Regions from separate parts of the Mus musculus genome. Here all the other regions are linked to region 3. A link is a loop called in an ENCODE intact Hi-C map of the cell type or tissue named here. Cell type or tissue: heart. All regions are shown on one strand. Region 1 overlaps Frmd4a (FERM domain containing 4A). Region 2 overlaps Frmd4a (FERM domain containing 4A). Region 3 overlaps Frmd4a (FERM domain containing 4A). Region 4 overlaps Frmd4a (FERM domain containing 4A). Region 5 overlaps Frmd4a (FERM domain containing 4A). Region 6 overlaps Frmd4a (FERM domain containing 4A). Region 7 overlaps Frmd4a (FERM domain containing 4A).

Evidence for each region. Peaks named below come from ENCODE experiments on the same cell type or tissue, not always from the same donor. Only the 100,000 strongest peaks of a DNase experiment are listed, where the experiment ranks them.
Region 1: it touches region 3 in a loop (2.1-fold over the local background); 3 of 42 quality-filtered maps call a loop at or near these places.
Region 2: a loop joins it to region 3, with 4 times the contacts of the local background. A loop is called at or near these places in 7 of 42 quality-filtered maps.
Region 4: it touches region 3 in a loop (1.9-fold over the local background); 2 of 42 quality-filtered maps call a loop at or near these places.
Region 5: a loop joins it to region 3, with 6 times the contacts of the local background. A loop is called at or near these places in 11 of 42 quality-filtered maps.
Region 6: a loop joins it to region 3, with 2.7 times the contacts of the local background. A loop is called at or near these places in 11 of 42 quality-filtered maps.
Region 7: it touches region 3 in a loop (1.9-fold over the local background); 2 of 42 quality-filtered maps call a loop at or near these places.

The regions. Positions count from the first base shown.
Region 1 is chr2:4,315,063-4,319,062 of GRCm38, reverse strand. The region is part of intron 1 of Frmd4a (FERM domain containing 4A); the gene reads right to left. Among named protein-coding and RNA genes, the nearest start is that of Gm23691, 64 kb to the left of the region's middle. In heart, a CTCF peak has its summit at 2,285 (motif pointing left); a DNase peak (open chromatin) is centred at 772.
Region 2 is chr2:4,473,156-4,477,155 of GRCm38, reverse strand. It overlaps Frmd4a (FERM domain containing 4A), which reads right to left. Exons shown (of 23, transcript NM_172475.3): 3 at 3,941-4,000. Gm39751 (a long non-coding RNA gene) reads left to right here. Exons shown (of 5, transcript XR_865941.3): 4 at 1,246-1,333; 5 at 3,775-4,000. Among named protein-coding and RNA genes, the nearest start is that of Gm39751, 39 kb to the left of the region's middle. In heart, a CTCF peak has its summit at 2,378 (motif pointing left); DNase peaks (open chromatin) are centred at 2,465 and 3,845; H3K27ac peaks cover 838 bases.
Region 3 is chr2:4,399,336-4,403,335 of GRCm38, reverse strand. The region is part of intron 1 of Frmd4a (FERM domain containing 4A); the gene reads right to left. Among named protein-coding and RNA genes, the nearest start is that of Gm23691, 20 kb to the right of the region's middle. In heart, no CTCF peak of the experiment used is centred here; DNase peaks (open chromatin) are centred at 845 and 2,055; H3K4me3 peaks cover 2,384 bases; H3K27ac peaks cover 2,039 bases.
Region 4 is chr2:4,345,263-4,349,262 of GRCm38, reverse strand. All of the region lies in intron 1 of Frmd4a (FERM domain containing 4A), which reads right to left. Among named protein-coding and RNA genes, the nearest start is that of Gm23691, 34 kb to the left of the region's middle. RefSeq lists an enhancer at 1-925. In heart, no CTCF peak of the experiment used is centred here; no DNase peak of the experiment used is centred here; H3K27ac peaks cover 547 bases.
Region 5 is chr2:4,490,754-4,494,753 of GRCm38, reverse strand. All of the region lies in intron 4 of Frmd4a (FERM domain containing 4A), which reads right to left. The region is part of intron 3 of Gm39751 (a long non-coding RNA gene); the gene reads left to right. Among named protein-coding and RNA genes, the nearest start is that of Gm39751, 21 kb to the left of the region's middle. In heart, a CTCF peak has its summit at 2,009 (motif pointing right); a DNase peak (open chromatin) is centred at 2,013; H3K27ac peaks cover 1,936 bases.
Region 6 is chr2:4,480,545-4,484,544 of GRCm38, reverse strand. It overlaps Frmd4a (FERM domain containing 4A), which reads right to left. Exons shown (of 23, transcript NM_172475.3): 4 at 413-505. The region is part of intron 3 of Gm39751 (a long non-coding RNA gene); the gene reads left to right. Among named protein-coding and RNA genes, the nearest start is that of Gm39751, 31 kb to the left of the region's middle. In heart, no CTCF peak of the experiment used is centred here; no DNase peak of the experiment used is centred here; H3K27ac peaks cover 266 bases.
Region 7 is chr2:4,332,532-4,336,531 of GRCm38, reverse strand. All of the region lies in intron 1 of Frmd4a (FERM domain containing 4A), which reads right to left. Among named protein-coding and RNA genes, the nearest start is that of Gm23691, 47 kb to the left of the region's middle. In heart, no CTCF peak of the experiment used is centred here; a DNase peak (open chromatin) is centred at 2,081; H3K27ac peaks cover 481 bases.

The sequences.
Region 1 (4,000 bases), 84 kb after region 3:
CTGCAGCTCCACGAATGCTAAATGAGCACTCAACATCCTCAGCCCTAAAGGCTCCTCCTCCTCCTCCTCCTCCTCCTCCTCCTCCTCCTCCTCCTCCTCCTCCTCCTCCTCCTCCTCCTCCTCCTCTTCTTCTTCTTCTTCTTCTTCTTCTTCTTCTTCTTCTTCTTCTTCTTCTTCTTCTTCTTCTTCTTCTTCTTCCTCTTCCTTCTTCTTCTTTTTTTCGAGACAGGGTTTCTCTGTGTAGCCCTGGCTGTCCTGGAACTCATTTTGTGGACCAGGCTGGCTTCAAACTCACAGATACCTGCCTCTCTCCTAGGTGCTGGAACTAAAGGCATGTGCCAGCACACCTGGCTTATTTGTGTTACATTCCTGCCTTTACAGTCGTCACTCACTTTTTTTGGGGGTTTTTCGAGACAGGGTTTCTCTGTGTAGCCCTGGCTGTCCTGGAACTCACTTTGTAGACCAGGCTGGCCTCGAACTCAGAAATCTGCCTGTCTCTGCCTCCCAAGTGCTGAGATTAAAGGCATGTGCCACCACCGCCCGGCTAAAGTGGCTTCTTAATGATATCATATTCTGGTCTATAGGATGCTCAACATTAGCAATGAAGCCATAAAAGGACAGTGAGTGAGTCATTCTCTCCTTTGTCCACATGGACTGGAGGACTCCAGGCCAGAACACTGAGATGAACATTTCAACTGTTTTGGCAGGAGTGATTCATCCATGGGTCACAGACTCATCTATCCCTTGACTCTTGTCCCTGACCACAAGGAAACCACAGCCTTATACACCCAGTTCTTTATCTCTGAGCTCAAAGAACACAAATGTTGCTGATCAGGGGACCCGACTTCCTGTCATTAAGGAGGACATCCTACCACTTAACAGCAAGATCCTAAGCCAAGCCAAAAGCCTGATGATTTGGGCGTTTGATTCCCACCTACAATTAACTAGGTCACAGCTGTAAGGAAAGAGGAAAAAAGAATTACACCCTAAAGCAAGAGGACTTACTGTCATCTGTGACTGCAAAACAAACACTTAGGGCTTCCCTTCCCCTCCTCTCCATGCAACAAAAACAAGTATATTGGGGACAGGATAAAAAAATGATATGGAAAGACTATGGAAATGTCTCAGAGGGTAAGAGTGCTTGCCGTGTATGCATAAGGACCTGCGTTCAGACAAATTCCCAGCACACGCATAGAAGCGGGGATCTGAGTGTCTCCAATTGAGAGTTGGAGGACAGAGACCACGAAATCTCAGCCAGCCATGAATCCAGCCAGCTCAGTTGAAATGGAGAGCTTCAGTCTCAGGGAGAGACCATCTTAGGGAATAAAGGGGAGCCTCACAAAGCAGAACAACCAATGTCCATCTGAATTCTGTGCACATGCTAAGACGTGTACACACACACAGAGGCACACATGCACATTCACACATACACACAAGCATACAAGCACGCATGCATGCACGCAGTTAGGAGCTAACGTGACAGCTTGCTAATGTGTAGTCTCAAGCCTACTTATTTGGTATTTGTTCAATATACAGAGGAGATGAATATATGCAAGCACAGTCTGCTTCTAATCTGTGTTGAGGACTTCTGTAAGATTAGACAGAATCTGGAAAGATCCACGATTGCTTTTGAAAATTCCGGAGTTTTCTGGGCTTTAGATGGTTTAGGTCTGTATGGTTCCCTCCTACTTTGGCTCATAGGAATGTCTCCTAGACCTTGGTGGGCACTAGAGAGGGAGGGAACACTCTTAAGTGTCCACAGTATCCAAGGAAGTAATGCATTTCAGAAAGGGCCACCTCAGTGTGCTGAGTCCCTTCTGGTTACCTATGACCACCAACCAGCATCGTGGATTTTATTTGTCATGGGGTGAGTTACACAGTTGCTACTGATCTCATCCTGAATGGTCATATAAGCTAGTCATAGTAAAGATAATTATTGATAGTTGATGGAGAGAGAGAGAGAGAGAGAGAGAGAGAGAAAGAGAGAGAGAGAGAGAGAACAATGATTTATGTGTGATATTTGAGACCTTGACCACTTTAAAGCATCGTCTGTAATCCCCAGCCTACTTGGGAACCTGTGAGAAATCTGTGTTTGACAAGATCCCAAGTGACTCCTTCATACATAGAAAACACTGCTTACCATAGCAGCCTAGGGTAATGACTTTCAGAAACTTTGCTTTTAGCTATGACAATCTCTGCCCCCACCCCCAAGTAACTTTAGTAGAGATAGATCTCACAAGCACAGGGGGCAGGGGTCTGAGTCTTTTCTGCCCCCTAGTGGCATATCCATCTCCACCAGTTCTTCCAGTACTCTGCTGCTCTGGGGGTGTTACGGGCCCCATAGGTCCTTCCTCCTTCATCTCCCCTCTCTCCCTCTGCTCTGGGGGTGTTACGGGCCCCATAGGCCCTTCCTCCTTCATCTCCCCTCTCTCCCTCCTTCCCTCCACTCCTCCCTCCCTCCCTTCCCTTGAGTCATGCAGGTGATAGAACACATGGACTCAAGCATGCTAGACAAACGTTCTATCAGTGACCCACACCTCAGCATCAAAATTAGATTTGCATCCCCAGTAATAAATAAATATGTGAACACACAAATACCTAAGTAAATAGGGCCAACCAATCAGACATATGAAACAAAGAGTTCAAGTTCAGATTCCAGGAACAGATATGGGGGGATGGGTAAGAAAACAAACAGGGAAGGAAGGCCCTTAATATATAGAAAATATAAAATAAAGAGACCGAGAAATGGAAGTGGCCCCACAGTGAATATCATAGAGAGAACACAGGACAGCAGTTATGTTACATTGGGGTTTTAGCTCGACAACCACGAGATACATGAAAACATCCATGTTTATCATAAATTAAACTCTATGCATGTGTATATGTTGCTGGGACTGAACGAACACAGGGCCTCATGCACACGACGCAAGTGCTCAGCCACTGAGCCACCTCCCCAGCCCTCTGTCTGCCTTTTAAATGTGGAGGCAGACTCTCACTAAGTTGCCCAGGCTAGCCTTGCACTGATTCTAACCCAGGTGATCCTCCTGCCTCAGCCTCTAGAGTAGACGGGACTGTAGGCCTACATCTTTAGGCTGCATTGCCACTGTAATTTGAAGATCTGCTTACTCTTGCGGTCCACTCCTCTATGAAGGATACTTTCTCAGTAGCTTCAGCATCAAGGGACATTCCAGTGTCAACTCACCCCAGATCCCTTCTGGGGAGCTCTCTGGATTCAGATTGTCTGGACTTGAACTCGAGGCTGGCCCATGTAACCCTGGAAAATTACCCTTCATAATTTTCTTTGTGCATGAATTTACTGCTGGCCATGTTCTTGAAGGCATGAGACAGAATCAGTCTGAAGGTATATGGGTCAGAAGGAGGTGAGGGAGACAGGGACACAGTGAGTGACAAGCCATTGGGGTGGTATTGTACCTACTCTAAGGGGACACCCTTACTGTGCTTCCCAGATGCCCAGTGACGGAATCTTCCTTCTTACTCGCCCCCAGGGGCCAAGTCTGGGGAGTGCATGAGAGAAGCAGAAGAGGAAATGTATAACTCAATATTTGGTCCTTGATTCTGGTTCATGCAGTGAGGCCCTTCCAGTGGAAGTCAGGAAGTTTGCTCTGTGTCCATCCCTGGCCAGTGTCTTGGCCACATGATAATCATCAGGGAGCCCTGTCTTGCTTCCTGCACTTTCTGCAGGAAGTGCAAATATGGGGACTGGGTATCGGGATAGCTAGGCATGGTAGACACATGCCAGGACAGTGACAACTCACATCTCCAGGTCTGGGGCTCTCAGACACTGCCAGGTGATAGCATCACCTCTCAGGTCTGTGTTGTTTCTCCTGTCTGAGTAACCCTGATTGTGGTGGAAGCATCTTAGCCTTCTGCATTTTGTCCCTACCTCCCCGCTCCCCAACCCCCACCTCACGAAAACTAAGATAATATACTAGGTTCCAGTAATGGGTGGTTCTTGGACATTAAGCCAAGGTGTGTATCT
Region 2 (4,000 bases), 74 kb before region 3:
AACACAGTTATTAAAATGTTTCCTTTTGAGATGAGGATGTGGCTCTGTGGTTATGATACTTGAGGTCCTGGGTTTGATTATCAGCAGCTGCATGTGTGTACTTGTGCGTATACACACACACACACACACACACACACACATGCAGGGGACTGTCGTGTTAGCACTTCTTGGCATGGAGAAGCAGAGCAAAAGCCAAGCTCATGCTTCTGGACCTAGGAATCACAGACCCAGAGCACCACCAGGCACAAGTCCAAGGGGCGACCTTAGTGCTTCCCTTTCTTAAAATGGAAAGGAGAAATGTTCCGATTACCAGAGAGGCCCAGAGATGTATGTAGGCCCAGGTATTATCAGGCCACCAAGGACTGTCCCCTAAGTCACCCTGGCCCTTGTCCAGTTGGCCTGTCTCTCAGAGGCTTGACTTTCTCTAGGACTGACACCTGCTGTAAGTCCCCTAGTGCACCAGACATACCTGCCAGCTCGCATTCAGTGACCAACAGGTGGCCCAACTCTTTTTCATGATGGTGGCCGGCTACTGGTGCTATGGCTGGAGATGGCCTCACACTCAGATATGGGAGGAGGTGTTAGGGGCCTGTGCAGTCTCAAGACCAGCCAGAAGGATGGTTGGGAGTTCCTGCTATGGGGAGCACGATGCTCCTCTCAAGAGGGCCTTCTGTACATGTGCGTTACATGAATGAATGCACAGACACCCAGGCAGGCAGGCTCTCAGGCCAGCAGAGACTCCAGAGAGCTCAGCTCCCACAAAGGCTTATAGGATGGCCATCAGACTCTGGGGTGTGCCCCTCCTGCCTCTGAGGTGTGGCTTTTGTGTCCTCCTTTCCCCTTTTCATCCGTCTAATCAATTGCTCTTGGCTCTCAGGGCTGTGGTCTGTCATCCTCAGCATATAGGCTTCTTCCTCTCTGGCCTAAGATAACATGCAAGTTCTTTGACTCCTGTTGACTCCGGGAAGTCTAACTGGGACTGTCCAGAGTTCATAGTCTTCTTGAATGGAATAAACTAACTTGGGAAATGGGAACAATGGGGCTGTGATTAGTTGAGACTTACAGTTTCCTTCCAATCAGTGGCGGCATGGAGAGTAATTAGGGGATCATGCTTCTGGGGATTCTCAGCAGGGACGGGAGAGAATGCTTGTGTTCATGAAAGTCAGTTTTTCTTTCTACACATGTGCTATTTAAAGCATTTCTTCTTTATTACCTGCCTGCATCTCTCCTGGTCTGCTGGTGCAGGTCCGTCTAGACCAGAGAAGACCAGCAAGACTGCCTTCTACCTCGGTGCCCTATGGGCTGCAGCCCCAGGACTGACCCTACTCCTTTTGTAAGTAAGCTCGGGCTTTGCCCTTGCCTCTGCTTCTGTCCACACCACTGCTCCAAAAGTCACTTTTATGTGAGGTGCACATGTGTGTGTACAGGTGTGCATGTGTGTGTGTGCATGTGGGAGTCAGGATAGCTTGGGTTTTGTTGTTTTGTTACTCAGTCACTGCTCACCTTTCTTCTTTCTTTTGGAAAGTTTGATATCTTTATTTATTACTTTCATGTGCATGTATGTGTGGGTGTCTGTAGAGGCCAGATCATCCCCATCTGAGGCCAGCTGCAGTTACTGATGGTTGTCAGTCCCCCTCTGTGGGTGCTGGGAACCAAGCTTAGTTCCTTTGGAAGAACAGCAAACACTCTTAACTGCTGAGCTACTTCTCCAGTCCCCAACCATATTTCTTGAGCTAAGGTTTCTCACTGCCAAACAGGTTAAGTTGGAGAGACAGTGAGCCCAAGAGGTCAGTTTGTCTCTGAGGAGGTGATATGAACATATATTTTGTAGGCTTATAGATACAGCCTAAGAAAATCAAATCAGTACTTTATTCTATGATAGACTACTGCAAATCTTTGTCTAAAAAGGAGTGTGCAGAATTAAAATGAGTTAAAATTTTATTTAAGTATGCTGGCTTCTGCCAACCTGTTCACATTCTGTATCCAGGGAAGGCAAAAACTTGCCAGAGTACCGTAAGGTTCTACAGCAGATCCTGTTTGCTAAGAAATCATTATTGCTGTTAGGTTTTATGTGTTTGTTTTTGTTTTTGAGACAGGGTCTCTCTAGGTAGCTGGGCTGTCCTGGAACGCTGTAGGATCCTCCCACTGCTGCCCCCTGAGATTAAAGCCCTGAGACTTTGTTAGCCCTGTGCCACTCACTGTGCCTAACAAAACAGGATACTTTTTTATTGTCATTTCAAATGTTTGTATGCTTTTAATGCTAGCTTCAAAATGTCTACCTGTAAAATGTTCATGTCTGCAATTTGTTTCTGTGCACATGCCTAGCTTGACAGAAATTCCTTTTGGTAGGCATGGGACTCAGAGACTGTCCTCTGGTGGCCACACTGTCACCTGAGCTCAGCTGAGCTGTAAAAGTTGTAAGAAATTGTGGAGGACTGCCAGGCCTTCCCAGAGCATTAGCCTGGGCTCCTGCCCACTCCTAAACAAAGAACAGCTTTCCTGTCTGAGCTCATGGCTGATTCTTTGCTGGCTGGAATTTCTAATACACTTCCCTATGTTGGGATTACATGTGTCATGGACCAAATTTGGCTTTTATTTTTAAACTTAAATTCTGGGGATTGAAGTCAGAGCCCCAGGCTTACGTGTGGACATCTTGCAAACTCACAGATCTCCAAGATCAACCATAGCCAAGGTCGCCTAAGGTGGCTTTCCTACTGACCAACACAGAAGCTGCCTATTCTTGCTTCCATCCTACCTCAATGGCCCCACCTCATTCCTGGGGGCTGGGCTTGACTGTACTGGCCTTGCCAGCCAGTAACCTCACCTGGGCATTTGAGCATGCACAGGGGTGTGCGGGCATAGATACAGACAGAGGAGATTTCGGGAACATCTGTCTAAAGGAGGTTATTGTTTTGTTTTGTTTCCTGGTGCGGGGGGGGGGGGGGGGAGGGGGGGAAGCAGAGTGTGAAGAACGTGGGCAGACAGGGAAAGTACGAGCAGGCTCTCAGAGATGGTTAGTTCTTGTTCCCAGAAAACACTGAGAGGAGGAACTGTGGGAAGCTGTGGGGGCAGGTGTCTAGGCATATCCAGTAGGGGAAAGGCGAAGATGCAGGAGTCCTGTAAAGACCCAAGCTGGCATCTGGTTAATAGACTTCCAGCCTGGCCCCACTCATTTTAGTTCTTTGTGTGGAGGAACTACTGACATCTCTTAGACATTTGTCATCCAGTTACAGTGGAACCAAGGACCACACATGCCTAGGGAAGTGCTTCACCCCTCACTGCACCCCCAGTCCTTAGCTTAGATATCCTTATCTAAGAATTTGGGCCAATCTTCACTGAACTCTTTGGTAACAGTATAGTAAGAGATTGAAACATCATCCATGGAGCCTATGCCTTCCTTTATTATATAACATGATGGTACCCAGCAAACTGGAAGGTTGCTGAAAACAAACATTTCACCTCAGATGGGCGATAGGAACTCTGATGCTGTCTTCTATTTCAGCTTAGAGTGTGAACTCGCCCAGATCATCTCTCACTCTGAATTTATCATCAAGTCCACTTCCTGTTATTGTTACTTCAACACTGGAGAGCAACATTTACTTTCCAGAAGTTTTCATTTAACCTTAATAAAGACTAAACCCACACAGATCTACTCTTTAAAAAAAATAAACATTTTAGACATTCATCTGAACACAAATCTGCTTGGTTAAAGAACATTACCTAATAATTTCATAATATTAGCATCTATCTAATTATATCCTTTGGCCACTCCAGGCATGATCACCGGCTTTTGAAATTCAGATGGTGAACTTGGACTGACCCTGTAGCCCCCATGGGACCCAAGTGGCCTGCAGCCTGATTTTGCTGTGCACAGCAGAGAGAGGGTAATTTGACATCCTGCTCTTTTGTTTGGGGTCTGTGGGCTCTGGACAGCACTTACGTCTCATCTGTGAATGCTATTCCAAAGTACTCCTTCTCCTTCAGGTTGAAATGAGAGGCC
Region 3 (4,000 bases):
CAACTTTATGTTCCTTTACTAGACCCTACATCGTCATTTCAAACCATGTCCAAATATTACCTCCAATTAAAGTAAATGGAAGAGGCTTTGTGACGTCTAAGCATGAAATGCGGTCCAATCTAATCGCCACAGGATTATTATTCCTGTTGTGCTTGGGAAAACTTCGCTGGCAAGAAAATGGATCACTTAGTCTACAGAAGACAATGTACAAGTTAGCCCGTCTCCTGAACTCAAGGTTGTGAGAGTCAAGTAACACTTAAGACACTAAAACCAGACTTCCTGCTGATCTGAGACTCTGATTTTTAGGGGCCAAAAGCGATGAATGAGTTTAATGCAATTGAAAGACCAGAAACAACAAACAATGAAATGTTCTCCAGGCCCCAGCACTCTGTTGCATGTTTTGATGCAGGCATGCATATCCTGGTTCATGAAGTCTAAGGGACGCAGATTTGCAGCCAGCTCTAAAGGTACTTTCCCCAGAGCCTGTGCCGCCTTTCATGAACTCTGCAGTTTGTCCTGGGTTTTTGATTTTTTTTTTTTTTTTTTTTTGGACTGGTGCTTTCCCACACATCAATCAAAAGGTTTAGGGAAAGGCTGAGGCTAGCCCATGCTGAGTTGGGGGTAGAGGCAGTGGAACCATCCTGCAGTTAAACGCAGCCATCAATCCAAAACTGAACAGGGACCATCCTATATTTAGAAATGTGCCTGTCTAGGTTTTCTGAGCATCCCTCTCATCAGGTTCGGGGAGGATTCCAACTGAAAGGAGTCAGGAGCAGCAGAGGCGGCCTCTGTTGGGATGTTCCATTCATAGGGGAGGCAACGCCTGGTCCATTCATGGTGGGGTCAGGGAGTCCTTTCCAGGCATTGGAGCTCAGCGCTCAGCAAGCTACGCTTCCCAGAGAGCTGGCACTGCTGCATCATTCAAAATGAGGATGTCTATTAAGGAGCCACGGTTAGAGCTATTATTAGAACAGCCATCCCTTGGAAATTTAGCAAAATTTGTCTGAATTGACTGAGCAGTTACTCTGCTAACAAGCAAGGGACCAGAGAAAGGCAGTGAGTTACTGGTTACACACAGGCAGCCCACACGCCTTTCAAAGAGCCGCGCTGGAGAGACCTTCCTAAAAACCCAATGTACACCAACATCTGGGCAGCTGCCTGCAGTACAAACGCACCTCATTTAGCCTTTTTTTAAAGAAGCGGGTACAAACGGGGGTTCCCTACTCTTCTCCCCTCACCAGTTCCCATTTTCACTGCATCAAACTCTGCAGCCATCTGGAAAGGAAAAGCCGGTTCCTCTCATCAGGCTCCCGCAGCTGAGGCTGCCCGGCCTCCGGCCACCTTGTGAAGAGCCTTCTCCGGCACCCAAAGGACTGTATACGGGGGGGGGGTGGGGGTTAAAAACCCAACCAGCTAAGACTATAGAAACCTTTTATTTCTCCATGTGAAATTCAGAGTGTGGGTTGTGATGCCAAAGGAACGTGTGTGTGTGTGTGATTGTGTGTGTGTGTGTGTGTGTGTGTGTGTGTGTAGGGGGAAGGGCTGGTAGAAGGTAGCATCGTATTTGCCCCACGTGGGGCTTGCATTTTAAAAATGTAACAGACGCGAAATGAAAGCCCCCAAGCCCCCAGAAAAGAAGTGGCAGGTTCCTGCTGCCCAGCCCAGCCCCGAAAATGGGTTCAGAAGTACAGCATCATCAATCGCTCCCCCGCCACCGCGACCAGGAAACAAAGACACGTTACCTTTTATTTTTTGTGCTCTTCTAAAGGAGCCGAGGAACTTCGGATTCTAAGAGGCTAGTCCACGGAAACCAGCTTCCCATTCGTCCCGGGCGCAGGCCCTTGGCCTACCAGGCGGCCTGGGGAGCCCGGCGCCGCCTCCGCCTCCTCCGAGGCGCCCACAGCCGCCCCGCCGGTGCTGGCGCGCCCGTCCCCGTCCCCGCCCCCGCCGCCACCCCAGTCCCCGCCGCGCCCGCCACGGGGCTCCGTCAGCCCATCGCCCGCTCGCGCCGCTGCTCACGCCGAGCCTGGCCCAGCGCCAGGGCGCACGGCCACCAGCCCGCCCCTTTCCCGCGCGGAGACCCGTTGCCCGCGGTGCCCGCTCCTCCGCATGGTGCCGCGCACCGGAGCCTGGCGGGGTGGCCGCTCGATCGCTTGCGAAGCAGGGATTGAGCGCGGGCCCGCTGGAGGGGCCTCCTTTCGCCACTGGATCCCAGGACAACAATGAGATCTTCTGCCTCCCTAGCGCCCAATCCGGCCAAGGACACCCCAAGTCACCCCCCTGAGCCGCTTCTGGCTTCTTTCCCAGTGATCCTAGCCGCACCCGCAAGCTACGCAAAGTTAGCTCGGAGACCAGAGAGGCTGCGCTCATCTGAAGCGCTTAAGGAGATGCTAAGGAGGATGATTGTGATCTGGAGGACTCCCCTTTTCATTACAAGACACCCAAACCCACCCAGCCCCAGCCCATGCCGCAAGCCCTCTCCTACCCTGCGAGCCAGAGAATGCAGATCCGATGGCTGGAGGCGCAGCTCTCCCCCCCCATCCCCCCTCGATCTAGTCCAATTGTCTTGAATGTTAATCTCCCCTTAACTCCGGGAGAATGGAGGTTGCTATAAGATAACCCAGTCATAGGGCTATTGTCAAGGATTCACTATGTCCCTAGGAGAGGGAGACCTCCATTGCAAGAGACCTGGGGGAGGCAAGGGAACCAGCCAGGGCTCCCTTTCAAAAACAGGCAAGAAAAGAACTCACAAGAACAATAACTCAATTCACATTGTATGTTTAAATGTTTACTGCCTGATGAGCTCAAATTGCTTTAGACACATTTCCATCCCCCATGAATTGTCAAAACACAGTTGATAAAATAAAATAAAAGTAGCGGGGCACAAGCATCCACTTAGCAAAATAATACTTGTCTAAATCTCTGTTCAAAACCTGGCCATCTCTGGTTTTCAAAATGCATCCATCAACCCTCCAGGTCGGAGGTGAGGTTTCATCTTACCCTAGCAAAAGGGAAGTCACTTCACCACCATGATTGCCAGGCTACCCCGGCAGTGAAGACTCACAAACTTTTATCAAGAAAACAAATCCTTGCATTTAGGTGGAGGGTGACACCTAGGCATTGTTGGTGCTAGGCCAAAGCTCTATCTCTGAGCTACAGGCTCTAGCTCACATCCAATTGTCTCTTCCTTCTTCTAGATTCTCTTCCAAGGACTGCTGTGAGAATCTCTGACAGTTCAGAGGTCTCACACCCAACAGGAGAGAAATATTTTGCAAGTACTGTTGGGGTGGCTGATGGGTGAGTGTTTAAGGATCTGCACTAAGGGCCACCAGTCTCATTTCATGCTGATATGATCAAGAAGGAATGTGAAACTGGGTTTGAATCAGATTTTTGCTCTGGAAAAAAAATGGTTCTAAACAAATACAAAGCCCAACTCTTTCACAATGAGGCTGGGGCCCCTTTCCTCTGCTGGTACTGTCAGAAGCAGCTTTATTTCTTGGCACACACACACACACACACACACACACACACACGTGCAAACACATGGGCACACACACACTTTATTTCTTATAGTTCAGAGGACTGAACTCACACATGCTAAGGGAAATACTGAGTTGCAAGCAAGTAGGCCATTTCCAGTTCCAGCCTGTTTTGACTGCAAAGCTGAGCTGATGTTCAATCCTGTAACACTTCTTTTCCACACTCTCTTCAGGTCCTTAGCTGAGACCCCTGCTGCTTTGTCACCTTGGCTGTTGAGATTGCAATGCCATGGGAAGTCCCATCCATCAGGAAATCCTCTTCCAGGTTTGTTCCTGGACAGGGGTGGCCTTACACTCACCCCCAAGCCTCAAGCAGGGACAGGGGATCCCCTCTCCTTTCTTCTTTCCTTACATTCATGGATCGATCACCTAGCCTAAAGTAATGAATTCCACTCAGAAGTTCCTAGAGAGTGGCTTGGGGAGATGGCTCAGCTGGTAAGGTGCTGATCATGTAAGCATTT
Region 4 (4,000 bases), 54 kb after region 3:
TAAAAGCAATTTAAATTTCCTTCTAATAAAGGACTTTTATTTCAATTCTTTTACCCATGGACACAATTTTCTTTTTTAGACAGGTGCCATTTTTCAAATGTCACAGGAACAGAGCAAATCATGAATCATTCTCAATGGCACAAGAGAAAGTTATCATCTGACTTGATTTTCATGACTGTACCCTTGAATGCATTTTGGGTAGGTGACCCACTGTCCTCCTGCCCCAAGTTAGTCAAGGACAGATATACTGTGGAGGAACTGGTAGCTGCTGGGGTTGACAATGTCACCCAGATGGAGAAGGTTCCCTTTGACTCTAGACGCCTTCACTGGGCTGATGAACCAAGACAGTGCCCTGCAGGCTTTCTGCATGGGGCAAGAAACTATTCCTTGAAGTTAGGACTTCAGTTCCCTCCATAATTGAAAGCACATTGCAGTACCATTGATGGTGCGGGATAGCAGGTTTATTTGCCAGTGTGGAGCCAGTGCCCTGCTGGGGTCTTTTCTGTTTTGGAATTTCTAGCATATTATAGGCCCTACAGAGAAGCTGTTTTCCATATGTAGAGGTACCCACCCTTTCAGAAAGGCACAGAGTAAGGAGGAGGGACGGTGGCTGCTGGGAGGAGGACATTGATGCTTGACACAAGGCAGCACTCTCGAAGAACACGCCTGTCTTCCTGCCCCTGCACCATGTGCTTCCGAGTTGGTGATGCAAGTAAAAACTGTCCAGGTGGTTTTTATTTTAACTCCTTTCAAATGCATCTCAGTGTCTGCTGCCAAGAACCTGAGAAGGAAGGCAGGATTCCCAGGGGTGTTTCCAAGATGAATAAAGGGTCAATAAGGAAACAACCACCCTTTATTGAGGATACTAGGAGCGTTGCAAGATGCACCCAGTACTTTACATAGGTAAATTGAACGCAGAATGATCCTATATGAAATTGATTGTGACCCCAACGTTCCAGGAAATAAAACCGAAGATCAATACAACCAATCAGCTTGCTGGATTCATGCAGCAGGTAAATGGTGGGCGTGGGACCTGGACCCATATCATTCAGAAGCCATCTTTGCCAAAAAGCATTGATTCCCTGTGTGGGCACACAAGGTAAGTAGCAACAAGATGGAGGAGGCCTGATGTCTCTGCTTTCAGTTTGCATCTGTCTCTGTCACACACTCTTGTTTGACTCTGCCTTATCTAATCAGTGTCTATCTGGTTAAGCTTGCTTGTTCCTCCCTCTTCGAAGAAGGCAGAGATAAATTACTGTCCTAAATCTGCAGTCACCTTGGTTTCCAGGAACAGCAATATCTCCAACGTCAGAGCCCACCCAGCCCAATAGTTATCTGCAGTGGCAAGGCTACACTCTGGAGGAACTCCTCTTGTAAAACCCAGGCTTGTCCCCTGTCCCACTGATAGCCATAATAACGTCTTAACTAGAGCTGAGCTGGGACAATGGTCTTTGGTCACCCTTTGACAGGCCTGTTTAATTATATAAACCTGTACTCTTCTCCAATTCTTCTTGTAGTTAGGCCTACATCTCACACTAATGCTTTAAAAGTGAACTGGCATTCACTGGAGCCCTGGAACTGCTCCTACTCCTAAAACTGATGACATCTCACGTCTCTGCTTTCTATGACTGTGTCTCTTTCACTGGTGAGTTGGGATAGTGGCTGAACTTAGCCTATAGGGGCTACGGAATCTGAGCCTTTTGCCCTAAAAGTCCCCTTATAGCCATCAACCTGACATTAAACTCACCAGAGCTTGTCTTTGGGACTCATGATAGAAAAAAAAAATACAGCTGTAGTTCATGGTCTTCTATTTTTCCCAGCAGTATAACACATCACTAACTGAGCAGAAGATTCCCCAGTGAGTTTTAAGAGCCAAAGAACAGGCTTGAATTTTTGAGCAGGATTAAGAGTTTGTGGAACAGCAGGAGGTGGGCTGAGAAACAGAACACAGGCTGGAAAGGGGGCTTTGAACACTTTCAGAAATGGAGATTCATTCCCAATGTGCTCTACATTTAATTCTAACCACCCCCTGGTTCCCTATGTGGACATTTCCTTGGGCCTGAGACCTGAGTCTCTGCTTATCTAGAACATTCTTGTTAAACTACTGGCTTAGGGAGTCTTAAAAGGAGTCAGTTGGCTGTGAAACACTGGGTCATGCAAAAACCGGTTAAGGGCAAGAACAACTCTTTCTTATCCCAGCAGATGACTTGAAGGACAGAACAGAAGTGTGTGTGTGTGTGTGTGTGTGTGTGTGTGTGTGTGTGTGAGAGAGAGAGAGAGAGAGAGAGAGAGAGAGAGAGAGATCTGTATGTGTGTATGTGTGTGTGCAGGTTTGATGGAGATGTCTGTATACTTCCTCCCTGCTGCTATCTTTTGAATCAGCCGTCTCCTTTTTGGCTACTACTTTAAGTGCACACAGTGCACAATGTATAAAGTGTGAACACTGCTTCCCCAGGAAAGCAGTGTCTTAGGATTTAGAATCCAGCTGGGAACTGAGAACCTTTGGTGTTATGTCTGCTTGCAATATTAATTCATAGAGTTGGTGAAATCCAGCCTTTTTCTGCCTTCTTTCCCAACCACGTCTGCTGTTGCTTTGTTTTTCTGTTTGATTTCTGTTGTTATTGTTGTGCTGGGGGTGTGTCTAGAGCCTTGTGCACACTAAGCAAGTGCTTCACCACTAAGGCACATCCCAAGCATCCTCTTGTCCTCATTGTCTTCATTTCCTTCTGTGCCTTTGCATCTTCCTGCCCTCCCCCAACGCCCCTTCTGCCGCTCTCCGTAAGCCCCTTAGAAGGTCGGTTGTGTAGTGTAACCATGAACGCTGTGTTTAATTTCCATGTTCTCTTCTTGCATGCACTGCTTTTCCTGTTTAGACATCCTCCCCTCCCCCAGAGCCTATATAAATCCTGTCTGTCCTTCTACTTCCTCTCTGAATCTTGTCTGAGCACTGGCTCCTTCTTCCTCTGAAATCCGCTGTAGTTAATGCCATCCTTTCTCTTGACCACTGCTGGCTAGTGCCATGTGCCCTATGCTCCCCTACCGACCTCACTGATTTACCCAGCTCCTTCAAAAGTTGTACCGAATGCATAGCTTCCTCTCTCTCTCTCTCTCTCTCTCTCTCTCTCTCTCTCTCTCTCTCTCTCTCTGACTAGTATGTAATTCAGTACAGGTTGGCTAATTGACTACAAAGTGGTGACATTTACAACAATGGCTACTTGTTAAGGAAGGGGAAGGGAAATAGGAAGATCTTTGCCTATGAGATCTCAGTACTACAGGTTATTGAGGTTTTTGTTTTTTGGTTTTTTTTTAAAAAAAAAAAAAAAAACAACGCTATGTCACAATGGAAGAAAGGGAGGCAAAGTCAAAAGTCTCGGGTCATACAATTAAGTGCTAAAACTGAGATTTGCCCCAGAGCTATTGGATCTCAGTACCACACCCACTGCACCAATTAGCATATCTGATGGGAGAGGCAAAGGACAGTGGAAGGAAGCAACTAAGTTTGAAGTTGAGATGAACAAGGCTTTGTATGTAGACAGCAGACAGCACTCAGCACTCGAGAAGGAAATGGCACTCCCTGGGGATAGGTTTCCCTTGAGTCAGCAGACTCTCCAGCAGGCTCCCCAAGACCAGGCATTTACCTAAGGTGTTGGGCCGGACCTCTGCAGAGCTCACAGCTCTCAGACCTAGCCCTATCCCTCACATGTCACTGTGTGCCCTTGACCCTGTGATTCAAATCACTCTAAAACAGTTTTCTCAGTTTTGCATAAAGCTGGACAGTGAGGAATCTCCTTTTTTAGGTTACCTTGGTACATGTGAAACACACATAGATTGAACATTAAATAAATGTCGCCTGCTGTTACCAAGAATGTCTAACTTAGGGCTGAACGGTTTGGCTGAGTCAGTAGAGTGCTTACTACACAAGTGTAAGGTAAGTTCAACCCCCAGCAGCCAAGTTCAAAGCCAGGCATGGTGGGGTGGCTCATGCCTGTAACCCCAGGGT
Region 5 (4,000 bases), 91 kb before region 3:
AGCACAGCCCCTCCCCTGAGCTCCTGGGGCACTGCTCAGTACACTTCCCTCAGCCCTGTCATTTCTGACAACCCAGGCCTCCAGGAGGGGTGGGGCATACCACTGTTATCTTTGTGCCTCTAGATCAAGTACAGAGCCTGACATAACTGCTAACTTTGATGCTCAGCTTTTCTTCAGTCTGTCCCACCTTGGTCAGAGTCCCTAAGGGGTAGTATGCTACTTTCTTGTCATTGTGAAGGAACACCTCACAGAAGCAATGAAAAGGAGGAAGGACTCATTTGGGGTTGATGTTTGGAGACACCAGTCCAGCGTGGCAGGGACAGTGTGGCAGCTGAGGGGGCTTTCAGAAAGGTTTGCTCATGTTTTCGTGGATGGTTTAGGAAGCACAGAGCTCAGGCTGGAACCAAGACAAATATATCCTCCAAGGTTTCCCTCCAGCAACCTGCCTTTGCTAGATAAGTCCCATGTCACAAAGGTTCCTCAATGTCCCCAAATGGCAGCACCAGTTGGGTCCGAACATTCAACAAACGTATGTGCGTGAGTGTGTGCGTGCGTGTGTGTGGATGTGTGTGTGTTTGTATGTCTGTGTCTTTCTGTATGTATATGTGTGTCTGTGTCTCTCTCTGTGTGTTTACACATGTGTCTGTGTGTGTATCTCTCTGTGTATGTGTGTGTGTATGTCTGTGTACGTGTGTGTCTGCGTCTCTCTGTGTATATGTGTGTGTGCATGTGTCTGTATCTGTGTGTGTGTGTATCTCTCTGTGTGTATGTGTGTGTGTGCCTGTGTCTGTGTGTATGTGTGTACATGTGTGTTTGTGTGTGTCTGTGCTTGTGTGTGTGTTTCTGTGTGTGTATGTGTGTGTGTTTGTATGTCTGTGTCTTTCTGTGTGTATATGTGTGTCTGTGTCTCTCTGTGTGTATGTGTGTGTGCATGTGTCTGCATCTGTGTGTATCTATCTGTGTGTGCGTGTGTATAATTCAGATTTAAGCCACATCAGCAGAGAAAGAGTAAGGACAAAGAAATAACAAATGATAAGCAAAATGTCATAAAACTTCAGGTGTGGGGTCTCACCCCCCAACACAGCCAGGTTTCAGGCTACTTCCTGTCTTTCCCTGTCTACACAGAAAGTGGATAAAGCATGGCTGCTGATTTGCTTGTCTCTTAATGACAAAAACCCACCAGTGACCTCCCAAGCCTGGCAGGGAAGGCTTATCGCCATAGTAATGTTTGAGTGGAAGCCCACGGGGTCTGAAATAGCCCAGTTTTCCAAGTCCTGTGTCTTTATCCCGTTTGCCTTAGTCCTCAACTAAAGCACAGAGATGTCCTGTGTACCCCCCTCCTCAGCCCCCCTCCTCAGCCCCAGGTTTCTCCTGAAGACTATCTCCTAAGAGCCCAACACTCCACTTCTCCCTTCCGCGCTGCGGTAATGGAGAAGTAAATGAGGCGGCAGCCCTGCTGTCTCAGGCGCCCGCTTCCGTTTTCATGGACGTCTACCATCTGGCAGTCAAGTCCAAGGAGGTGCAGAAATGACAAGCATGGCTAGGAGAGAGGTGGAAGGGAGGGAGAGCAAGAGAGGGAGAGCAAGAGAGGGAGAGGGGAGGGGGAGCGGAGGGGGAAAGGGAGAGAGAGAGAGAGAGAGAGAGAGAGAGCAATCCTCCTCTTGACAGAAATCGGAAAGCAGTTTCCTGTTAACCTTTATCACCAAGACAACAGACTGGAAAATCCTGGAGGCTTGGGGCCTGGCATGTGTTTGTTCATAACCTTGGGCGTTTAATTCATCCTGAACTTTCGATCTGTGCTAGGAAACTCTGAAGTGAAATGTCTGGATGAAAAGAGACCCGAGACATCTCTATTCCCACCCTGGCCGGGCACAAGGTTGAAGAGATTTCTGGGGAAATGAGGGGACTCGATGGTTTGCAAGAAAAGTTGAGGTTGCCCTTTCCTCTCTCCCCCTCCAAAAAACTAGGTCTGGTGCTTTTATGAACATCTGGTTTGTGGTCCTCTGTGTCAGTAGGGGGCACTGTTGCTCCTCCTTAACTGCCCATGTAGGGAAGGGATGGCTTCCTCAAACAGTTTACAAAGAACCTTCTGAGTTTCTGAGTGAGTCCAGGGAAAACAAAAGATGTATCTTCCGCTGCAAGGGTCTATACAGGCAACCCCAAGTCTGCTCGGCATTAACCGTATCTTTACAATGCGTGAATGTCTGGGCCTTGCTGGCTTCAAAGTCAGCCAGTTCATACAGCTAGTAAGCTACCCATGGCCATCAGAGCTCTAACTCTCAAATATGACTAAGGGGCCCAAAGTCTCACTTCTACAACCTCTACTGACTCTCAAATGCTGCCACCATCTCTTCTCTCATGGTCCCCTACCTTTCTGACCAGAGACATGTTCCAGATGACATGGGAAAGGCCCTAGGTTGGAAAGCCCATTGAAATCATAGTCATTTAAATTAGCCAATCCCAAGCCTGTTTTCCCAGCGCGGCAGTGGCTTTCCATAGAAAGCCCAGTAGAGGATACTGCCTTCTTTTCCCCCCTTTGCCTCCCAACTCTCCCGGCACCATGTGACATCACCTCTTCTCCTGGGCTCTGTCACAGGACACTTTCAACCCTTGATCTGTTGGCTTCATCATACTTGAACAGCAAGGCAAACCCCTCCCTGTGTGTGAATGCACTTGTGTCTGTGGAGGATAGAGGAGTGCTTGGCAGAGTCATCTCTCTCTGTCCACCACCTGGGTTCCAGGGAGGGAACTCAGGTCACCAGGCCTGGCAGCTGTCAGGCCCAAAGGAAACTCCATTTCCCTGAATTCTGGTGGCTAGACAAAAGCCAGCATTCCCCAGGAACCCATGAAGCTGCTTCCCTCTCTACCAAAGAGCCATCCCCTTATCACTGGCACAAGGCACACATCTGTGGTGCTTACTCATATACTAAAGTGCACGCTGGCTTCCAGGCTCCCAGCATCACAAGTACAAGCACACATTTCAGAGTCCATGCTAGCATCCTGGCTCTTCTCAGCGCTGCCTTTAGCTCATGGGCTTCCCTCCCCAGATACTCACTTCTCTTTATAGCCCTGCTATTTCAGCACCCCCTCTCCATTTTGCTCCATGTTGGTCTTCTCCTTCTCTTTCTCTCTCCTCTAACCCCATGGTCAAAGCCAGTCTGCTGGTCGTGTTCTATTGCCTTCTCTGCTCTATGCTCTTCCAGATGCCTCTGGCTGTTTTCTTCCTCACACCTATAATAAACCCTTCCCCTTAACCATACCTTTGAGCTGGCCATGCCCTCAGCTTATTCAGTCTTACTCCCCCCCTCCCCCGCCCCGCGCCAGTCATTTCTCCAGCCCACAAAATGTACATATTAAAATAAGTTATTTTCCACACACACCAGGGATAATCTTAGTGCTTTCTTCTGAGCTGAAAGGAGCAACCGTCTAGGCTGAGGTCAAAGCCAGCCAGAATGGTAACCTCCAGGAGCCATGTCACACCCACAGCAGCTCAGAGGACTCGGGACTCAGTATTTTATCCTAGTCTGAAGTTGAGGTATGTACTCCATTCTGGTTGCTTGAATGATTATACATCTAGACCTGCCTGCAGCCTTGGGGAATGGCATCTCTTTTTTACCTCACAGAGGCTATGAGCTAAGGCTGTAACACACTGACCTCTATCCAGATGACGTCAGCCAGCGAGAGCTCTGCCAGGCCCCTGCCCTGCTGCCACTCTTGCAGCTAGCTACCTCTTGGCACTTGGGGAACCACTGAATATTTACAGCAAATGTTAATTAAACGGGCCAGTGGTTTCATTTTGTAATGAACACAAATGTCACATTTGGAACGCTGACTTTCGGTGGTGAAGAGGGGGTGATAATAATGTGGATGGTAAGCTGTGGATTTCTGCAGCCAAGTGCCTCTGATGCTTAGGATTTCAGAGGCTTTACTTTGTAACCAGGGACCCAGCTGAATTAAGGCAAGGTCGGGTTAGCTAGGCACCTCCAATAAGACACCATTG
Region 6 (4,000 bases), 81 kb before region 3:
GAATTTCAGTGGCATTTGTGACAGAAACAAAAACCACAGAGACTTAATATAGAGCTTTAAGTGGCATTGAAAAGAATATCAAGACTCACTACACAATACAAGACTCAGTTTACTCTGAGATATATGACTCTCTCCATCCTCTTCCCTAAAATAAAGCTTTATCTTCATTTGGCACACGAGCCTTCACACAGTCTGTGTGACAGTCTGTGACCACCTAACACACTGCTGGACCCAGAACAACCATACGGGGAGTTTTCCTCTTCTTGGAATACAGCTGTGCTATGACTTTTATCCTTAATCACAGACCAAGACACACTCAGTCTGCACTTTCCTTTTAGTCTCTTCATCCTTCTAGACTCTTCTGATGAAGAACAAGGAGATGGAAGCAGGGAGGTGTCCCAGGGGTACCTACCTGACACAGAAGTACAGAACCACCGGCCCAGACTTTTTGGGGAAGTCATGCTCCAGGACTCTCCGATCGAGCTGGAGCCAATTCAAGTGTCCCCTGGAGAAAGGAGAGACAGGCTGGTTAGGTTGTTGGATTGTGCAGGGGTTTGGAGATGAGGGCCTCCACAGGCAGAACCCACTGGATCGTGGGAATCCTTCCTGGGGTTCCAGTATTGGAGGAACACACAGGAATTGTCTGGGGGGAGAGTTCTCGAGAGAAGTGTTCTCTGGCGGGGACAGGATAGGAGGCACAGCCTTAAGATGAGAGGTGCTAACTGCTTCCTATAGCCGCAGCTCGCTCCCTTGGCCTGCGTTCCCTTTCTACGGCTCTGGGCTGTGTGCTTTTCCTATAGGACTCGACACACTTTAATAACATGCCAACAATCCTCACATCGTCCTACCGGAAGCAGCTGAGATACCACATGAACCACAGGTTTTTTAACCGTAACCCTGCACAGGATCAAACCATGATTCTGTTTCTAGGCACTCAACTTTCTTCCACACAAAAGGAAGCATTTGTCTACATAGTCTCTCACACAAGAGTTCACAGACACTGTATATGGAGAGACACTAGGATGGCCCAAACTTAAAACAATTCCAGGGTTTACCAGCAGCAGATTAAATGAATGAATGAATGAATGAATGAATGAAGGCACAATCCCCATATGGAATCCTATGCAGCAACGCTATCACTGTAGGTGGTATATCTGGGTGAGCCTGAAAATAAGTGAGTTGAATGAAGAAGTTTTAAATGAAAGAGTTTAAGAAGTGTATAGATGACACGATTCTATTTATGTAAAACTCTAGAAAACACAAACTAATCTTTAGCTCCTGAAAACAGGTTTGGGGAGAGGGATGTTGCAGGAGATATATCCATAGGGAAATGTTTTAGAAGGGGTAGCTATGTCGTTAGCTGAATATTGGTATTGGAAAACAAAAATGAGGGTCTCACCCAGACTGGCCTCACGTGTATGACATAGTCCATGATGACGTCACCTGACTTCCTGTCTCCACCTCCTATATACCACAATGTCCTGCTTTCCTTTGATACTTATCTGGTAATGGGTTGACTAGAAACCAATGTATAGTGATGGGTAGGGGCAGAGAGAGAGGAGGTGGGATTGTCCTGTGGGAGATCCTGCTCCTGGGGGAATGGCGTCCCTCTGACTACTTCATCTAGTCTTCAACCATCAGGCAGAACGAATGGTGAGCTACCTCAGGGCCCCTGCTGTCTCCGCCTCCACTGTGTTGGGATTATAAACACACTCCATGATATCTGTTATTGCACTTCACAGACTGACCCATTCCCAGAGCCTGAAGTTATTATAGGCGTGGAAGGGTAGAGGTGGGGCTGGGAGCTCATCAAATGGGAGAATGTGGGGACATTTGATATCCTGGATTCCTAAGTAAACAAGTTCACCAAGGATGGCCTAGGAATACCTCATACCCAGACAGAGAGAGAGTCACGCAGGATGTGTGCTTGAGAAGGTATATTAGAAACCAGAGGCTACTGATTCCAGTAGAGTCTGCCCTTCCTTTTTTATTAACACAAAATTGTTTGCTCCACTGTTAGGCTCCTTCTAAATGTCTTTTTTTTGCATATGTGTATGTGTATGCATATGTGTGTATGTGTGTGTGTTAGAAAGTGTAGAGTGCACACGTATGCAGTACAAATGCATGTTCATGTGTGGGTTCATGTGTTGGCATGTTCATGTGTGGGTGATGTCCAGTGTCTTCCCTGGTCACTGTCCTCTATACATATTGCAACAGGGACACTCACTTGAACCCAGAGCTCAGTAATTTGCCTAGGTTAACTAGTCAGCTTGCTTCAGCGAACGTCTCCACCCCTCAAGCCTTGCCAGCAGCTCAGCATTTACATGCGACCTGAGGATCTGAACCTGGTCTTGATGTTTGCACTTCCATGAGACATCTCTCTTAGATTTGTTTGCAATATCTCCTATATATTGTGAAATTTTAGCTACTCCTAAAATATAAGCGTGGGACCGATCGGTGCCAAAGGCCAGTCATTTCTGCATTTTCTGTGTCTGACAGCAGACACTAAACAATTTTGTTGTTGTAAGAAAACAAGCGTATTAATTTTACAGTATGTCCACTTGTGTGGACATACACTCCAGTGCGTTTCTGGTCACTCAACATAAGGTGCTGTTGTTTGCTGTGGTTTGTGACAGTGGAGTGTGGCTCGGAGGCTGTCAATGATCCATATTCTCTGTGTGTATGTATTCTCATGCCTGCGCTTGAGCTCACACGTGTATGGATACACATTCATGTGTGTATATTACATGCTAAAAGTTGATGTCCTTCTGGAAGACCTTCTGCTTTATTGAAACAGAGTCAGGGCTGGCTGATTCCAGCTAGTCACGGTAGTCAGCTTCCCCTGTCTCTGCCTCCTAAGGGTGGGGCATAAAGCGAGTCCTCACGCCTGTAGAGCTTTCATTTGGGTTCTGGGGATGTCAATTTTGGTTCTCACGCTGGCTGAGCAAGCACTTGATCCACTGAGCTTTCCCCGCTGCTCTGAGACCCATTTTCTTATAGATTTAGTGACTGTCATCAGGCACAGCCGATGCTCCTGCCCCGGGTATGAGGTCCTCTGGAGGCATCCATCCTGCTCACCCAGTCTAAGAGCCAGGCTCGTCATTCACACTGAGTGCCTTCCCGAGCAGCACCGTCCTTCCTCATCTGTGTGAGCTACACACATCTAAAGTTACGCTCCAACGCATTTCTGGTCACTCGACATAAGGTGCTGTTGTTTGCCGTGGTATGTGACAGTGGAGTGCTCGGCTCAGAGGCTGTCAAGACCACTAAATGTCAAGTTCCCAGAAGCAAGTATGACAGCCCAGGCATGGTAGGCTACAGCCACTCACTCTCTCTGTCTTGCTGTCTAGGAGTTAATGAGCGGAACCCCTGAGCCCAGTTTAAGTAAATTATGTTCCCAGACCTAATGCTGCTGGGTCTCACTCCCAAGATAAGAAATTGCTTTTGAACTCCGATGGTTTTTAAATGCTAGATAAACTTGTGGCTTCAACTAGACTCTTTGTGGATGCCTCAGCCAATGCCATGTGCTCTGTGTAAGAAAGGACATAGAACAGGGAAGGCTAGGGCACACTTTATGAACCAGCATGTGTGGCAGTATGTCACAGGTGAATTGCCAACAAGACATTCATTATTTAGGTAAATTGGACTCCTGGGCCTGTATCAAGCAAGTCAATTAATTGCAACGTAGGCACTAGGAGATGGCTTAATCGATAAAATGCTTGCCACACAAACATCCACATAAGAAGGTAGGTGTGTGGGTACCTCAGAGGAGCTGGCCCTGAGGGTGTGAGAACAGGAGAGCTGGTGGGCTGGCTAGCTCAGCTACCCCCAAGCCCAGATCCATGAGGGTATGAGAACAGGAGAGCTGGTGGGCTGGCCAACTCAGCTACCCACAAGCCCAGATCCATGAGGGTATGAGAACAGGAGAGCTGGTGGGCTGACCAGCTCAGCTACCCCCAAGCCCAGATCCATGAGGGTATGAGAACAGGAGAGCTGGTGG
Region 7 (4,000 bases), 67 kb after region 3:
TATATATATATATATATATATATATATATATATATATATATATATATATATATATTTCCTTTTGTTTTTCCTGTATTTCATCATTGCAACACTACAAAGCTATTACTCTGGTACTGTAATGGAGAAAACAAAGACCAGGAGAGAAAAACAGAGTTTTTTTTTTGTTTGTTTGTTTTTTGGTTTTTGGCAACATTCTTCTCGTGCAGTTAGTTATTCTTTGAATGTCTCTCAATGCTGCTTTTTGTTGAAATGAAATGATCATGTTCTTGACAATTCCCCATGAGGCTTTGAGCTCCTGAGGATGAAGATCATATCATTTTCAATGTCTCTTTAAGCCAGCTCTGCTGGCCAGTGGACATGAAGGTCTCAGGGCAGGTGGGAGTTGCCAGGACTTGATAAGTCTATTCTGGAAGGCATTTGGACCACCCGTGGTCCAGCACAGGTTTGAAGCTTTTGGCTTCCCTTCCTTCTTCCAACCCCCTCAGTTGGCTCTGGAGTATACTAACCAAGCCCTGTTATCCTAGACTGGGGTTAGCGAACTAGTTTAGACTTGCCATCCCGACCTTCCTCCTAGCAACTGCTTTCTGGGACCACTCATGGGAGTCAAGTTCAAGTTGCAAACAGGGCTGTGTAGATCAGAAACGACTTCTCTCCTTGAGCCAACCAGCTTAGCTTGGCCAGGGAGGGACCAGGGACAAATAAGAAAGCCAGCCCTCCAGTCCCAGAGGCCCACAGGCTCAGGTAACATAACTGCCACTCAGCAAATGGCTGCTGAATTGAATTGGACTAGATTGAATTGTGGTTACACGGGAATGTTTTCCTGGGACTGGCGGCTAATAAGTCAATATTCTCTTCAATATACTTCAGCTGTTAATGGAAGGCCTGAAAAAGTCTCTGGGGAAACAAGGGGCTTGGCTACCCAGCTCCCTTGATTTTGAAGTTTAATTTTACTTTTATTTTTAATTGTATTTGTGTGTTTGTATATGTGAGTGTACATGTGGGTAGCTATATGTGCACATGTGTGCATACACACGTGGAGGTCAGAGGTCATATTAGATTGTTCCTCCAGAGCCACCCATCTTAGTTTTTGAGACAGAGATCCTTACTAGGACCTGTAAGTCCCAGAGTAGACTAGGTCTGCTGGCCTGTGAGACCCAGGGCTCTGGCTGTCTCTGCTTCACCATTGCAGAGATTCAAACCCTATGCTACCCCTCTAGGCTTTTTATGTGGATCCTTGGACTTGAACTCAGGTCTTCATGCCAGTGTGACAAACACGTTACCAAACAAATGATCTCCCCAGCCCTTTGAAGCCCAATGCTCTATATCAGGTGATAACCTGACAAGACAAAAGAGAAGTAAGAGGGTAAGAGAAGATTTGCTAAAGGCCAGGAGCCGGGTCCCCAATCTCATTTGTAATCACAGCAATGTCTGCAGAGACAGAATTATCTAGACCAAGTTATCATTCCAAATGCCAGGATGGAGACGAGGCGGCACTGGCCTGGAAAGTAACATTTCAGGAAAGCTTCCGATTTCATCAACCTGCAGACTTCCCCTTCCTCTTGAGTCTCTCAGCACATTTTGTTTTTGTGGTCCCCCAGAACTCCCTTAGATTCATAACTTGTCATTGAAAAGATTAAGGTTTTTTTTTTTCCCATGATGGTTGTTCATTTTTGAGAGATTTTCCTCAAGTTTATTTTACACAAGATTTATTGGTGACATAGCTGCTGTTTCTAGTAACACAAAGGTTACTACAAAGGTATGCCTCCTTCAAGGACAAGAATTCCAGAAAAAGCGCATCTCCAGAAACTGTGTCTATAATCAGAGAAGGGGCCAGGACGGGGAGGGAGTGTCCATATGAAAGCCATCTAGCACCTGGGGCCTGGCTACCAAGGAACTGTCCCTGATGCACCCCCCCCCCCCCCCCGCCCCCAGACATTGTATGTGGGGAGAGGAGCATGAAGCCTGGAGCTATTTAAACATCGTGGTTCATTAGGGGATTATACACCGCCACATCACACCTAGAAAGTACAAATCCAGCTGTGTCTGCCTGATGCCAAACAGCGTGGTGAGCCAGCAAACGGGGAAAGAGGCCAAGCCTGCTCAAGTTGACTTAATGAAATAAACTGGGTTGCAAAAAGCTGTCAGCCAAAGAGAAGTCTGTGACTGCCCTTTGAAGAGGAAGCCAGAAGAATTTGGTTTCCCTCCCCCAGCTCCAGCAGACTGGTCCCTCTCAGGGTGGGCTGGAGATCTCAGGACTGACACCTCCCTGGCAAGTGGGAATGCCACCAATCTGAACTGTTGGTGGCTGCAGGAAACAGATACTTCTGTCTTCCTTTTGGAAGTGTTCCACATTTCCAGACAACTGACTGTGAAGTATCAGCCTCTTGTGCAAAGTGTCATCTTTGGGCCAGGGCTGATGCTCAGGGGTAGAATGCTTGCCTAGTCTGTGAGACCCTGGGTTCCATTCCCACCATTGCAAACAAGGAAACTGAAGGGCTGAAGAGATAGCTCACCGAGGAAAGTGCTTGCTGGGGCTGAGTTTGATCCTCAGAACACAGGCAGAAAGCCAAGTGTGGTAGCATGTTTGTAACCTCCCATACTGGGGAGGTAAAGTAAGATCCCCGAGGCTCCCTGGCTACACAGTCCAGTTGAAATCTGCGAGCCTCAGATCAGAAGAGGACTTCTTCCAAACAGCAGGTAGGTAAACTCCCAAGGAAGGCCATCCAAGGTTGTCCTCTGACTACCACACTTACATGCATCCATATACACAGGTGCACCCTCACAAACCTATGTCCCATCCATGAGATAAAACCCCAATAGCAAATTTCTCATAGGTTTGAGTGAGACATGGGTCCAAGTGTTTGATTCCAGAGAATCCTGTGTGAGTGAGCCAACACAAGGAGAAGGGGCTGAGGAAAGCCCCAGGGTTCCTCCTTGGTGCTCTTGCCTCTCAGCCTTCTGCTGTGAAGAGTCACATCTGTCTCTTACCCAAGAATGTCACCACATGTAACTTGTGTGCACATTGCTCAGAAAACATCAGACCTTGCTTGGGAATCTGGAACCCATAAAAAGCACTTGCTTAGTCTCCACAGCCAGAGATACCATGCTTTAAATCACTGGCTTCTGCCACTTGCATGCTAGATGAATTTAAAGCAACATGCATTCTTTAATAACCCCGTCCTTCAGCTGGTGACCCTCTTCTATAGGGTCACCTTGCAGACTGAACTTAGAGCACCTCACATGGGCCCAGGCACCTAGGAAGGGATGTTCCATTAAGGTTATCCAGATCCTAATTGATGGCAAGGTGTTCCCCAGCCTCAAGGAAAGATGCTGGTCACTCTTGATCCTCCTCTGTTACCTGTCCCCCTCCCCCACAGCAAAGCAAAGTGAGCTTTGGTCCTACCTGGTAGACAGCATTGGGGATGCACCACGGTTTTAACATCAGCTGCAGACGATGTAGGTTTCCTTCCCTGCAAGTCCTTAGTAGCCGGCAAGCAAGGTCCCAGCTACATGGTACGTCTTCAGAGCCCAACAGCCCAGCAGCCATGCCAGCTCCAGGCCTTGCCCTGGCCCCTCTGTTCCCAGGCCTACATACGGGGGTTGTGTTCCTTTAGTAATGCAAAGTCCCAGAGTCACTGAGATCTAATCAGACAAGGCAAAAATGCAGTCAAAATGATTCTGCTTCCCCTCGCTCTCCTCTCCCACTACCTACCCTGGCTAATCTGGAGAGACTGTTTTCTTGCAAGGATTAGCACACGTCTCCCAGTCTCTGGGGACCCTGCAGGCACCAGGGAGGAATAAACCCTGGCCTGCAGATAACCACCTATCCTTGTCTCTCTATAGTCCTGCACACTGCTGGCTCTCTGGCAGGTCCAGACAAAACCGAAAAGAGTGTGAGGCAGAAACATTCCAGGGCGAGAAAGTGGCGGGGAGAGAGCTCCAGAGTCCGTTGCCAGTATCCCCATGACATTCCAACGATTTTTCTTAACTCTCCGAGACT